2 separate regions of the Mus musculus genome follow, and region 1 is linked to region 2. A link is a contact called in ENCODE Hi-C data. All regions are on one chromosome and are shown on one strand. The core of a region is the stretch at or near the end of the contact, and the rest is flanking DNA. Distances in the headings are between cores, read along the strand shown.

Evidence for each region. A loop is a pair of places that touch in the nucleus more often than their neighbours do.
Region 1: a map of heart shows a loop between it and region 2 (2.6-fold over the local background). The contact joins the enhancer-like site here to the promoter of Arhgap15os in region 2. A Hi-C loop is called at or near these places in 2 of 37 maps with a recorded cell type or tissue (gastrocnemius and heart).

What each region holds. Positions count from the first base shown.
Region 1 is chr2:44,103,265-44,106,107 of GRCm38, forward strand. The region is part of intron 8 of Arhgap15 (Rho GTPase activating protein 15); the gene reads left to right. Among named protein-coding and RNA genes, the nearest start is that of Arhgap15os, 39 kb to the left of the region's middle. Within about 2 kb of position 1,522, at least 2 of the 3 ENCODE cell types and tissues checked have a DNase peak (open chromatin) inside an H3K27ac peak, as active enhancers do; they include gastrocnemius and heart, where a contact is called at or near this core.
Region 2 is chr2:44,063,700-44,066,590 of GRCm38, forward strand. Arhgap15os (Rho GTPase activating protein 15, opposite strand) reads right to left here and starts at 1,625. Exons shown (of 3, transcript NR_040622.1): 1 at 1,535-1,625; 2 at 43-135. It overlaps Arhgap15 (Rho GTPase activating protein 15), which reads left to right. Exons shown (of 14, transcript NM_153820.3): 7 at 63-161; 8 at 1,285-1,408.

The DNA.
Region 1 (2,843 bases), core at 272-2,771, 39 kb after region 2:
CTCCTCGGGTCTTGAGCCATCACTGCGTTATTTTATATAAGAGGCACTTAATGTCTCAGGAAGACGATTTTTTTTCCCTCAAGACCGTAAGTTTCATTTTGTCAAGAGTGAACAAGCTTGTAATGGGCCCCGATCACAGCCTGTTCAAGTCCAAAAGCTGGAATTTCAGAGGGGTTGGAAGTTGGCGCAGCACGTTTCCCATCCGTAGCTCAATCCTCTCTGTTCCCTCCCAGCTTAGGCAGAAACACATGGAAAGGATATCCAGCAGAGCCCTTCTCGGTGACATCTGCATCTGGAGGGGTGTCCTGGCATTCGGCAACACAGCTCTCTGTCCCCCAGGGAAAGGGAAGGCTGAAAACCCCAAATAATAAGAATAATCTATTGCAGATTTCAGGTTACCAAAAACTTAGAGAAAAGAATCACAGCCAAACACTTAGCATTGTTGCATGTCAAAGGAAGGCTACTGTAATTTCCCCCCTTGGGCATGTATTTTTCATATTATTATGCATAATTATGCATATAAATTTCAATATATTTCCATATTATATTCAAAACTCTCCAATTGTGAATACGTAGAATAAAACAATTGATGGCAATTATTGCATTTGGAGTTAAGTCCTAGTCACTGGAAGCACTGGGCCAGCAGTGGGCGCCTCAAGCAGCCGAAAAGGCTCCCTTGAACATTCTTCTGGATTTAAGAACAATTTTTCTAATAAAGTCAATCTGGGATTAAAGAGGCAAAAGGAGGTGCTGACAAAGAAACCAGAAATGATGGTTAAGAAGTTTGGATTCCAGCTTTGCTCCAAGTCTTCCTTTGTTGCCTCGGGCAAGTGACTTCACAACTGAGTCTTTCTCGTCCCCCAAACTGGGGACAGTTACACTTTGTTCTTTCCGGGGTTTTTTTCTTTTTTCAGATTTAATATTTCATGTTTCTGAGACAGCAATCTGAAACGTGCCCAAAAGAATAAGGTTTTCTGATGTTTTCAAAAATCAAAGAAAGAAAAAGAGTGGGAGAGAGGGAGAGAGGAGAAGTTGGAGAGAGAGGGGAGAGAGAGAGAGAGAGAGAGAGAGAGAGATTGGAAAATTTACTACATTTGAATCTTTTGGGGGAAAGGAATAGAGTATTTGGTGTAACACTTTGCTTAGGAGGTCTGAAAGAGTGATAGGAAAGCAGAAAGCAGTTTAGCTTATGACAGGCCTGCTGACCCAGGTCTCTATAGGACCCCGAGGGGTTTCAAAATAGCCCGAAAGCAACACATATCCGGACCACAGCAAGCGACAAAATGACAGGAGTCTTTCTGAGCTTTTTCTTAGGGTTTGAATTCTCCTTTAGAAATGTATGTTATGAATTATGATTACTGCGCTACAGCCAAGTATTCACCGGGCTCCAGCTAGATCTTTGTTTAGCGAGCATAAGCTCCCTGCCAGCTGCAAACTGCAGCTGTCTGTCAGCATTTGTAAGGACAAACTACGCTGCTATCCCTGATCACTTAGCTGTAGACTACACACTGTGTCCTCAGATACGCTCGGCGCACCCTTCGCATGCGTTTTCAATACACTTCCTGTGGGGGTAGGCAACAGTGCTTTGCACGCACATTTTGGAGCAAATAGCTTGACGCTTATGTCAAAATAATTCTTCAAATAATAGAGGGTTTTGTCCCCCCAAACACTTCTTTCTGAGAGGCTGTGTCTGGCGTGACATTTTCCCATCCCTGATATCACCAAGCAGACAAGGGAGGTTGCCACGCTTACACTCACTGCACAGGCCTGCCGAGCCAGCCAAGAGTGCAAGCCCAGGCCAGGCGCCGGTCTCAGCGCTCGGGAATGTGGGGGTGAGAAGGCCACCTGGAAGGGTGAAGGAGGCAGGGCAGAGTGGCCATTGCCCTGCAACATGGTCTGGAGCTGCAGGCAAGACATAAAGAATTCTTATCTCAGCCCAAATCCCATCCAGAATGTGCAAACTGGACCGAAAACTCTGTGGCTTTCCAAGAAGGGGCTTTGAAAGATGATTTTAGACTAGAATTTGTCGGCCTTCTAGGGGTGTGTGTGTTTTCTGTAATCTCTAGGCACATTTGGCTAGGGGGAAGCTGGCGGCAGCCGACCAGATTAATTAAAGTGTTTGCAGGGTTAGTGAAAGTCTACGGTGTTTTCATCATCAGAGTTAAGTCATACGGGGACAGCAATTTGGAGAACACTCCGAGAATTATCCTAGAAACTTAGGAACGGCCAGCTTGGCTTTCCCCAGTCATTGCTTACCTGGTAAACCTAATACTGAAAGGTCTTTGGGTTAGAGTCACTCCTTTTATACTCGCTGCCATCAGAGCCTGGTTGAGGATAGGTCATTTGGGGATATTTTAATGATTCTATTTTCTAGTAAAGAAAAAAAAAAAAAAGGTGGAATTGTTCCCGTTCACAGGGGTATTATGAGAACTGCGTTTTGCTACAGAACAGTATTGTTTCCACAAGGAATGTTCTTTCCTGAGAGAAGAGGCACAATGCAAATTCAAGTTCACAGCAAAACTGTACAATATGTAGCACATGCCCAAAGTTGGCCTAATTCACTCAGCGAAGAAGAAAATATCCTAAAGTTTGGAAAGATAGACACCTCTCGCTCTCCCTCTCCCTCTCCCTCTCCCTCTCCCTCTCCCTCTCCCTCTCCCTCTCCCTCTCCCTCTCCCTCTCCCTCTCCCTCTCCCTCTCCCTCTCCCTCTCCCTCTCCCTCTCCCTCTCCCTCTCCCTCTCCCTCTCCCTCTCCCTCTCCCTCTCCCTCTCCCTCTCCCCCTCCCCCTCCCTCTCCCCCCTCCCCCTTCCCCTCCCTCTCCCCCCTCCCCCTTCCCCTCCCT
Region 2 (2,891 bases), core at 375-2,874:
ATATTATTAATGTAAGAAATACATCTAACATGGTCTTCTTACCTGTCCATTTTTCCTCTCAGATCACAACAGTGTCAGGAAATGAGTTCCTTCTACAGTCAGATATTGACTTCCTCATATTGGATTGGTTCCAAGCTATCAAAAATGCAATTGACAGATTGGTATGTATTTGTTTGGGCTGTTAACATTTTTTAATTAAAATGTAGTCATTTAAATCTTACTGTTCAGGCATATAAGGTTCACACATGTAAATGGATCCTATGTCTGAGAGATACTAGCTATTTTAAGCTTAATAGAAAGCATAAGGAATGTTCCTTCCGTCAAGATTTGTGAGGTAGACATCATTTCATCTTTCAAACGAGCACTGTTCTTATTCTGGAATAGAGCATGGTCTCCTTTTTCTGGAGGTTGTAAAAAGCACTCAGGTGCTTGAAAACTATATTTTCTGCTTGTTGTAGTATCTGACATATGTTATTCTGGAAATTAAGTATCTTTGTATCTATGACCATAGTTACTGTTATAATACCACAAGGAAAAATCATTCACATGTAATGTTATTATTTTCCAACTAAGCTAGAATGATCTTCTCAAAAAAAAAATTAAATACCTAGAACGTTAGAAAAATAGCTCAAAGTATGCATTCAGATTACATGTTTTTTAAGGCTTAAATTATTTAAAACTTTTTTATTGACTTAATTTTATTTCACTTATGTAAATATATAATGGAAAAATATTCTTGAGAACTCTTAGTATGCTCTAAAACAGGATAATGTATTTAAAACCTTTCATTATATCTCTTAAAAGATCAAACTGTACAAATTAAAATTGTCTTTCCATACTATCAACAGAATCCCCAATATATAGACAACAAAACATGGATTATTATCTTTAAGTATACAATATAAGGCCAGAAAAACTTTAAACACTGTTCGTATTTACTCGATGCATAGTTTGGGAAAGATGTTTTTTCTTCTTCTATATCTTTTCCTTGTCTGTTTTCTCAGAACTAGTAATGTTGTCTATGTGTGGGCCCTGCTGAATTCCTGAGAGGATTAACTGAGTTGATATATGTACAGTTCTTTGAATAATTCATAGCATTTAGTAAGCACTATTTGGATGCATGAATCAGTATAAACACTGTGCTTAGAATACAGGCCGTTACCCAGCCACACACACACACAAAAATTAACTTACTCAAAAGACCGGTTAAATTTAGCATCAAGATAAGACACAAAACTCGCGTATTCTTTCTTCCTAGTAAAAGGTACTCTCTATTATTTCTAGCCAAAGAATCCAAGTTGTGGGTCCCTGGAGTTGTTCAATTTGCAGAGATCCTCAAGTTCTGAACTGCCGAGTCACTGCCACATCGATAGAAAAGAACAGAAACCAGAACACAGGAAGTCCTTCAGTAAGTGTTTTCTTTGACTGCTCCTTTTACCTCTGTCTAAATGCAGAGCTTATGAAATATAAATGTATTAAAATGAGATTTAAGCCAAAGCCAGGCTACTTTGGAAGATTCGTAGCCATTTCTTACCTAGGGATTCATGCGCTGGAGGGCAGTCTGGGCATTCGGCTCACATCATTGTTGGTAATATCTTTTGAGAAAATAATTGTTCCAAGGTCATGGTCTCTGCTTACAGCAAACCTCTGAATCTCTGAGTAATCGCCACAGAGTTCAGATTGGTGATTGATTTTGAGAGTGGGAAATGTCAAGCATCTGGCATGCTGACCATTTGATTTTCATACATTAAAAGACAAGAGTGACCATCAGAGTTGGCCCAACTAAACCAACAGCTTTTGCACCAGTCCACACTTCCAGAAAACCAGGGAAATTTAGAAATATACATTCCAGAGTGGACAGGAAACCTGAGACCTGAATGAAGTGGTTATCGAAGTTACGGTGAGTTCTGCTTCCAACGCAATTGATTAGGAATAACAATAACTTATATCACTTACATTATGCTCTTCGAAACTTATTTCTTTAGCCAGCCTGCTTCTTCCTCAACAAAAGGGGATGATTACAACATGCCACATGTAATCCACACAGGAAAACTAAGCACTAGACTTCTGAAAGGACATGTAGATATATTTCATATCAGCTAATTCTGTCTTTAAAATTATAGCAACTTCCTTAAACCTCCCACCCAGCTATTTTTAACCATTTTTTCTACATGGAAATATATTTATATCCTAGTTTTTGAAACTTAAGGACAAGTCAGTAAGTTACAGAAACACCAGTACATGAGGTGTAAATAAAAATGTACGGTAAATGAATATATTTGTTTATAACACATATGCGTCATTAGAAAAGATGTGGTAGTGTATGCGTGGCAACATCTCTTTCAAAGATGAATGATTAAGACCCACCGTTCTAGAGGCTACAGGAGATGTTGAATTGAGATCCTTTTGAAAAGAGGGAACTAACTGTTAAGGGGCCTCTGCCATAGTTTTCTCCAGCTACCAGAGACTGATTCAGCAAATCATCTGCTTAATGCTGCTGTTTAAGAAGGTTGTAACTGCCTATGGCCACAAAGTCCATGGGGTGTTGGTGAAGACTCATCTGTGCCTTTTTAAGGGCTATTATTTGGAGTTAATTTAAATTCAATAGTAGTTTCCTTTACTTCTTGAGTTTCTGTCTTTTGTTGCACCTGGGATGAGGTATAAGGTAACATATCTAACACAGCCTTACAGAGTTAGGATTCAGTTATGAGTCAATACTTAATGTTAATTATGTAAATATTTTGTTGTAAATGCACAAGAGTTTGTGATGCAGTGATTATCAGATCTGAAATCTGATATTTAATTGCCGTTGTGGAAGAAAACTTAACATGCTTTTAAACCCTGAAGCAGTGTGTGTGTGTGGGGGGTGGGGGGGAGGATTCGCAAAAGCA